Linked DNA regions of Homo sapiens: region 2 is linked to region 1. Evidence: chromatin contacts called from ENCODE Hi-C or POLR2A ChIA-PET data. All regions are on one chromosome and are shown on one strand. Each heading gives the region's core, a stretch centred on a gene start or an enhancer-like site at or near the end of the contact. The rest is flanking DNA. Distances are from core to core; before and after follow the strand shown.

What was found. A loop is a pair of places that touch in the nucleus more often than their neighbours do. ChIA-PET counts read pairs that join two places held with the same protein, here RNA polymerase II (POLR2A). Pooled maps may share reads with other maps.
Region 2: a map of dorsolateral prefrontal cortex shows a loop between it and region 1 (2.4-fold over the local background). The contact joins the enhancer-like site here to the promoter of PRAF2 in region 1. A Hi-C loop is called at or near these places in 15 of 168 maps with a recorded cell type or tissue (B cell, CD4-positive, alpha-beta T cell, CD4-positive, alpha-beta memory T cell and 10 more), 20 of 37 single-sample maps with no recorded cell type and 31 of 50 pooled maps. POLR2A ChIA-PET finds 5 or more read pairs at or near these places in 24 of 52 experiments (B cell, BJ, CD4-positive, alpha-beta T cell and 19 more).

Annotation. Positions count from the first base shown.
Region 1 is chrX:49,072,016-49,075,251 of GRCh38, reverse strand. It overlaps PRAF2 (PRA1 domain family member 2), which reads left to right and starts at 1,250. Exons shown (of 3, transcript NM_007213.3): 1 at 1,250-1,443; 2 at 2,602-2,819. The coding sequence starts at 1,265. WDR45 (WD repeat domain 45) reads left to right here. Exons shown (of 11, transcript NM_001029896.2): 10 at 1-116; 11 at 340-810. The coding sequence ends at 449. RefSeq lists a silencer at 968-1,067.
Region 2 is chrX:49,110,009-49,114,963 of GRCh38, reverse strand. GPKOW (G-patch domain and KOW motifs) reads left to right here. Exons shown (of 11, transcript NM_015698.6): 10 at 1,026-1,111; 11 at 1,209-1,557. The coding sequence ends at 1,343. Among named protein-coding and RNA genes, the nearest start is that of GPKOW, 11 kb to the left of the region's middle. Within about 2 kb of position 2,968, at least 2 of the 41 ENCODE cell types and tissues checked have a DNase peak (open chromatin) inside an H3K27ac peak, as active enhancers do; they include dorsolateral prefrontal cortex, where a contact is called at or near this core.

The DNA.
Region 1 (3,236 bases), core at 1-2,500:
GATTGGGCAGTACGTGGACTCTCAGTGGAGCCTGGCGAGCTTCACTGTGCCTGCTGAGTCAGCTTGCATCTGCGCCTTCGGTCGCAATACTTCCAAGAACGTCAACTCTGTCATTGGTGAGTGGGAACAGCCCCTTGGTTGGGGGTACTGCATGGGGCAAAGGCCTGCAGGTTGGACCTGAAAGGATTTTAGGGCCATGTGAGGCTCAGCTTCATCATCAGTAAGGGGGACAGCACTGGGCAAAGGCCTGGAGGCAGACCCTAGGTCCTGAGATGCCTGAGAGGACTGGAGCCTGTGGCTGTGGCAGCCTCTGACCTTTTACCACCCCCCCTCCCCCAGCCATCTGCGTAGATGGGACCTTCCACAAATATGTCTTCACTCCTGATGGAAACTGCAACAGAGAGGCTTTCGACGTGTACCTTGACATCTGTGATGATGATGACTTTTAAGGACCCTGGGGGCTGTGCTAGGGACCTGCAGTGGCAGAACTGCAGAGCTGAGCCTTGGCAGTGGGGCGTGCTTGGAAGCCACCAGCCAGCAAGCATTAATGGGGCTGGTGCCCACTTTCCACTCAGCAGAGCTATGTCTAAATAAAGAGCTCACTTCCCCCCAGCACTTCTTGATGACTGTGTGCCCCAAGGGCCAGGCCAGAGACCCAGGAAGGCAGCGACCCCTTGGGATCCCTAACCTGGAGGAAATTGCCAGGGACCCAGAGGGAGTGCCCTAATCCAACCTGGGGATTTTTTAAAAGCTTCCTAGGAAGAGATGATCTCCGATGTGATGAATACGAATAAAAGGCCCTTAATGGCATTTACGGCTTGACCTCAGGGGCGGGGCATGGAGTTTCCTGGAGAAATGTGACCCTCTTGGGCGCTGACAGGAAGGAGGTGGAATCCAACTCGGATCCTTGTGACAGTCCCTCCTTTCTTATCTGTCTGGCTACTTTGTGCTTGAGCCGCTGGCACCGCCCGGAGCAGCCCCTGCGGCGCCCCGCGCGGGGGTGGATGGCAGTTTTAAGGGTTGGGAGCATCTCGCTTCGTGGCAAAGGCTTGATTTCCCGGCAGCCTTTGCTGCTTTCCTGAGCGGCGTGTTAGTTGCTTTTCCGGTCACGTGCATCGCCGCCCCTGCGCAATCCACCTAGGAGGTTAGGAAAAAGCTGCCCAGCCCAGACTCCATTTCCCGGTGTGCCCCGCGGTGGCGAGGGGCGTAACGGTTGTTGTAGTCCGGCCCCCTCCTGGCTGGTCCAGCCACATTAACCGGCAGGATGTCGGAGGTGCGGCTGCCACCGCTACGCGCCCTGGACGACTTTGTTCTGGGGTCGGCGCGTCTGGCGGCTCCGGATCCATGCGACCCGCAGCGATGGTGCCACCGCGTCATCAACAACCTCCTCTACTACCAAACCAACTACCTTCTCTGCTTCGGCATCGGCCTCGCTCTCGCCGGGTGAGGGAGGGAGGCGCCGGTTGGCCAGGGACGTCTGCAGAGCGTGGGGGTAGACCCACAGGTCTTTGAGGACCAGGACGGGGAACCTGAGGGGGGTGCAAGGCCGGGAAGGGCGAAGTCAGTAGAGATGGACGGCCTGAGGGGCTTGGAAGGGGGGCCTTGAAGGAGGTGGAGCCTAGTTATAAGGAGGGCCTCAGGGAGATGGAGCCTGGCTGATGAGGAGGGCCTGCGGGGGATGGGGGTCTGCAAGGAAGATATGGGGAGGATGGAGACAAGTGTGGGACTGAAGGGGAAAGTGGGCTGGAAGGTGAACCGGAAAAAAAGGAGGGCCCGAAAGGGGGACATGAGAGTACTTGAGGGGCGTAGGGGGGGTGTGATGTGAATGATGGGGCCAGATTGAGGCCGACCCTGGAGTACTTAGGGCAGAGACCGGGAAATAGACGGTAAAGTTGGAGGGTTTGGAAGATGTATTTATTGGGGATCCGGTCTTGGAGGGGAGCCTGGCTATGATTGGAAGGCGCCAGGGGCAGGTACCTGTTGGGGAACTTGGGCCCAGGAGGAGGATCCATGGTTGGAAAGCCTGAGACCAGAGAGGGATGGAGAATCTGGAGGAAGGACTTGAGCAGTGCTGAAAGTTCAGAGTGGGGCTGACGACCTGGAAGAGGTCCTAGCAATGATGGAGGGAGGAATCTATAGGGAAATGGGAGCCTGGAGGGCGGTTCTATAAGGACCCTAGGCCTGGGGAGAGGGGAACGTGTGAAGACAGAAGGCCTGAAAGAGGGATTTGCAGGGGCTGGTGTTAAAGGGGGAGCTTGCGGGCAGGCTGATGAGGGGCCCTACGGGGGCAGAGTCGGAAGGAAAGTCCAGGGAAGTGTTGGGAGCCCGGGGGTGTGGGGAGTGTCTAGCAGGATGGGAGGGCCTGAAGCGGGGACCTGAGGAAGACAGGACAGTGGAATTGACAAGGAGGAAAGGAGGGGTCTACAAGGGTGAGTCGGGAGCCCTGGCAGATGGGCCTGCTGGAGATAGGGCTGGTGGGAGGATGTGCCAGGCTGGAGTGTCCGGAGACGGGAGACCCTGGCTCTTGGGGCCCAGGGTGGGTGGTGGTCCGGAGGCCGTCTCTCCGCCCGGCCGGCTAGCTTGGTTCCCTTGTACCCGCAGGTACGTGCGGCCACTTCATACGCTCCTGAGCGCGCTGGTAGTGGCGGTGGCCCTCGGCGTGCTGGTGTGGGCAGCTGAGACCCGCGCAGCTGTGCGCCGCTGCCGCCGCAGCCACCCTGCAGCCTGCCTGGCCGCAGTGCTTGCCGTCGGCCTCCTGGTGCTCTGGGTCGCGGGCGGCGCTTGCACCTTCCTGTTCAGCATCGCCGGGCCGGTGCTTCGTGAGTCTCCACTACCCCGAGATAGCCAGGAAAGCAGCCAGAGCATGCTTAAGGCACCAGGCCAGCCCTGCCGGTCCCCGGGTTGAGAGGGGGCTGGGAAACCCGAGGGCCTCGCCACGCCCCCGCTAAAAGCGCCTTCCCGGGCTTCGTTCCCCCTTCTGGGAACACCCCTTTTATTATCGCCTTTCCTATCTCACTCTTGGTGTTAAGTGCCTTCCACTGGCCACGTCCCCGTTACCGGGCGTCTTCCCTGGCCATGCCCACGTTGCCAAGCCAATTACTCGGCCACGCTTTCAGTATCTGAGGCGTCCTGGCTGCTCACCACTCCATTGGCCTGCCTGCGCGCCAATTCCCTTCGGTGGGCCCCGGTTGGCTGCAGGCTGAGGTCTATTCCACTGACCACCCCTCTCGGTGCCG
Region 2 (4,955 bases), core at 1,719-4,218, 38 kb before region 1:
AGGCCCTTCTTTTTTTTTTTTTTTTTTTTTTTTTTTTTTTTGAAACAGAGTCACTCTGTCACCCAGGCTGGAGTGCAGTGACGCAATCTTGGCTCACTGCAACCTCCGCCTCCCGGGTTCAAGCTATTCTTCTGCCTCAGCCTCCTGAGTAGCTGGAACTACAGGTGCCCGCTACCACACCCAGCTAATTTTGGTATTTTTAATAGAGACAGGTTTTCACCATATTGGCCAAGCTGGTCTTGAACCCCTTACCTCGTGATCCTCCTGCCTCAGCCTCCCAAAGTGCTGGGATTACAGGCATGAGCCACCACACCCAGCTGAAAGGCCCTTCTTTTTTTTTTTTTTCTTTTTTTTTTTTTGAGATTGGGTCTCATTTTATCACCTATGCTGGAGTGCAGTGGCACCATCATGGATCACTGCCACCTCAAATTCCTGGTTTCAAGCCATCCTCTCACCTCAGCCTCCTGAGTAGCTGGGACTGCAGGCACTGACCACCATGCCTGGCTAATTTTAAAATTTTTTGTAGGCTGGGCGCGGTGGCTCATGCCTGTAATCCCAGCACTTTGGGAGACCGAGGAGGGTGGATCACCTGAGGTCAGGAGTTTGAGACCAGCCTGACCAACATGTCAAAACCCCATCTCTACTAAAAATACAAAATTAGCCAAACGCAGTAGTGGGTGCCTGTAATCCCAGCTACTCAGGAGGCTGAGGCAGGAGAATCGTTTGAACCCAGGAGGCGGAGGTTGCAGTGAGCCAAGACCACACCATTGCACTCCAGCCTGGGCAACAAGAGCCAAACTCAGTCTCAAAAAACAAAACAAAAAAATCTGTAGAGATGAGGTCTGACCATCTTGCCCAGGTTGGTCTCGAACTCCTGGGCTCAAGCGATCCTCCCAACTTAGCCTCCCAAAGTGCTGGGACTACAGGTGTGAGCCACCACGCCTGGCCAGGAAAGGCCCTTCTGACAGGACGCTGGTTGGGCTGGTCCTTGCTGTGGGCCTCACTCCCCTCTCCCTTATCCATAGGCCTGAGGGAAGACATGCTGGAGACCCTGGTTCCCAAGGCAGAGGGTGACCGTGTGATGGTGGTGCTGGGCCCACAGACTGGAAGGGTGAGTCTCAGACCTGGCAGTAGAGGTTTGTGGGTCGTTCAGGGCCTGTCCCAGGGTCTAGGCTTGCCTTGCTGATTCCACTTCACCTCTGTTCCAGGTGGGACATTTGCTGAGCCGGGACAGAGCACGGAGCCGGGCTTTGGTGCAACTGCCAAGAGAAAATCAGGTGGTGGAGCTTCACTACGATGCCATCTGCCAGTACATGGGCCCTAGTGACACAGATGATGACTGACCCATGGGACTCCTCCCATCCCCCAGGCTGGTACCAGTTCTGTACCATATGAGAAAGTTGCCTTCAGAAGGTGGGAAGATCATTGTTCCATCCTCTACTTCTGGTGCAGTCCTGGGACAAGGACAAGGGAAAGGGATGGGTGAACCAGTAGGGAAGCTAGAAACAAACCCAATATTTACCAAAATTTAGGGTATAATAAAAACCATTTCAAGTACTTAATAGAAAGATGAAATCATAAGTGGTATGATGAGCTGCGAGTTAAGGTGGGAACTGAGTTGACTGAGGTGGGAACCATTTCACTTTTCAGCCTTGCTTTTCTGCTCAGGGTACAGGACAAGTTAAAGGACTCATTTGATTGTGAGCTCACTCTTGGAATATAGATACTATAAGCTTGGGCACAGTGGTGCATGCCTGTAATCCTAGCACTTTAGGAGGCTGAGGTGGATGGATCGCTTGAGCCCAGGAGTTCAAGATCAGCCTGGCCAACAAGGTGAAACCCTGTCTCTACTAAAAGTATAAAAATACAAAAAATTACCGAGGTATGGTGGTGCACGCCTATAATCCTAGCTACTCAGGAGGCTGAGGCAAGAGAATCGCTTGAACCCAGGAGGCAGAGGTTGCTGTGAGCCCAGATTGCGCCACTGCACTCCAGCCCAGGGGACAGAGTTAGACTCTGTCTCAAAAAAAAAAAAAAAAATCTTTAGATGCTGTGGAATCTGAAATACTGTATCTCTGAACAACTTTCTGAGCAAGAACTCTAGCAACTAGCAGCAGAGTATGCTTTCACTCTCAGTTTAGAGCAGGACCCCAGAGAATATGCTGAGCCTGGGGTCTTCCTCTGTTGCCCAGACTGGAGTGCAGTGGTGCAATCATAGCTCACAGCAGCATTGATCTCCTGGGCTCAAGCGATCTTCCCGTCTCAGCCTCCCAAAGTGCTGGGATTATAGGCACTGGAATGAGCCACCGTGCCTGGTCTCTGGCTTGTATTTTGTTAATCGTAGGGAGGATGTTCCCAACTTCTCATGTCCAGTAGTCCATTTCCTATGCTTTATGCACTTCACTCTGTCAAGGAGGCCTCCTCCTTTCTCCAATCATAATAAACCAGCCTTGGTAGCACCTTTGAGAAGGGCTAAAGCTCCCCAGGGAATGGCACTGGGGCTCTGTCTCTGCCTGTAACACAACATAACCTGGCCATTTCAGACACCCTCCATCTCCTCCCCGTGCCACAATGCTAAAGCAGATATCTCATCAGCTTCAGATTTCCTGGAATTCATCTTTCTCCTAAGCCTACGCTTGAAAATGGGGCCCAAAGTTCTTGAATATGGCCCTTTGTCCAGAACACCTAGCTCCAGCCAAAGCGCCTGGTCTCCCTTGACAGGCCACTGGGACTTTTTCTGCTTTACCTTGAAAGGAGCCCTGCTGATCCCCATTTTGAGGACAGGGCTCCTTACATTCAGGGAAGTGTGGACAATATAAGGAGGCCTTCCCAATATGCCCTTTGTTCACTGTGCACAAACAAAGCCTTGTATCTGAAGACACTTTGAATCTGTGCAGTGTTCTCTCAGCTTGCTGCCTGGCACCTGCCTGCTGCCAAAGTTGCTCTTGCGGCAGTGGTTACTGCAGCAACGGCTTCTGTGAGCCCGAGAATTCTCTACAGGCCCCTCACAAGCTGGGGACTGTGACCTGTACAATTTGTCCAGACTGGCTTTTTTCACATCACAGGGATTGAGCAAGAGGTAGATTAAAAGGCATCTGCCTCTTCTGCCAAGCCCCCAGAAGTTTCCCTGGCAGGGGTCTGCTTCTGTTAAAAATTGTCCAGATGCCAAGCCTTGAATTTGTAGCAGCAGACTCAGGAAGCAGTTTCTTTGCCTTTCAGAGAGGAGTCAATTATTGAGGTGCTGTGGGTTGCTGTCTGGGCTGTGTTCAGTGGCAGATATGGACAGGTCAGCTCTTCTTTTAAAAAATTTTTTTTAAATAATTTTTTATTTTAAATATAAGAGAGACAAGGTCTCACTATATTGCTCAGGCTGGTCTTGAACTCCTGGGCTCAAGTGATCTTCCCATCTTGGCCTTCCAAAGTGCTGGGATTATAGGCATGAGCCACCACTCCTGGCCTCAGCTCTTTTTTTTTTTTTTTTTTTTTTTTTTTTGAGATGGAGTCTTGCTCTGTCGCCCAGGCTGGAATGCAGTGGCGTGATCTTGGCTCACTGCAACCTCCACCTCCCAGTTTCAAGTGATTCTCCTGCCTCAGCCTCCTTAGTAGCTGGGATTACAGGCGCATGCCACCATGCCCGGCTAATTTTTGTATTTTTAGTAGAGACGGGGTTTCACAGTGTTGGTCAGGCTGATCTCAAACTCCTGACCTCGTGATCTGCCCACCTCGGCCTCCCAAAGTGCTGGGTTTACAGACATGAGCCACCATGCCCAGCCTCAGCTCTCTTTTCTAACATTCCTTCCTCAGTCAAGGGAATGCTCCCCTCTACTCCCACACTGAGGCCACCTCTTCATCTCCATGTCTGCAGCACCACGCAGAGGGATGAAGTATCCAACAGCTTCTAAAGCTATCTAAGTGGGGGCGGGTCCTCACCAAGTCCCCTATCACACCAATTCATTCAACAAACATCTCTTGAGCTCCTACTGAATGCCAGGTACCATCCTGCATGCTAGGGGAACCGTATGGAGTAAATCACTTAATATCAAGACCCTACTATATGCCAGGCAGCATCCTGGGTACCGAGTATGGAGCTACAAACAAAACAAACATCCTTGCCCTTGTGGGGCTGACACTCCACTGGGGCTGAGACAGTGAGCAATAAGCAGAAGTAAGTGATGGAAGATGTTATAAGAAGCTGAGAACCATGGGGGAAAGGGGCAGTATTAATAGGATGGCCACAGAAAGCCTTAGAGAGAAGGTGACATTAAGCAACGGTATTAAGGAAGTAAGGGATGGTCATGCAGCTATCTGGGGAAAGCGGTCTAGACAGGGGAAATGAAGTGCAAAGGCCCTGTGGTAGCACTGTTGCTAGCATGTGTGAGGAACAGCCGGGAGGCTGGTGTGGCTGCAGGGGAGTAAGTGAGGGAGAAGGTGGTAGGAGGTCAGGTCAGGGAGATCCTGTAGTGCTGTAAGGTCAGTCCACTGGAACTACTATGGCTTTTGTTCTGACTGAAGTGGAAATCATGAGAAGCCTCCATATAGCCACTGCTAAAGACTGCCAGTTGACAACTCCCCACTTGCCATACACCCCCCACCATGTGCACACAGAACCACTCTAAATACATTTGTTCCTCTGGTGCTTTGGTCAATCTAGCTGATTTCCATTGTTGGGAACACAGATTTTCCCATTAGATGCCCAGCAAGGCTTCCTTTTTTTTTTTTTTTTTTTTGGAGACAGGGTCTCACTCTGTCTCCCAGGCTGATTGTGCAGGGACACAATCATGGCTCACTGCAGCCTTGATCTCCTGGGCTCAAGCAATCTTCCTGCCTACTGAGTAGCTGGGACTACAGGTGTGTGCCACCACGCCCAGCTAATTTTTTAAAAATTTTTTGTAGAGGCCAGGAGCACTGGCTCACGCCTATAATCCCAGCACTTTGGGAGGCCAAGGTGGGCAGAT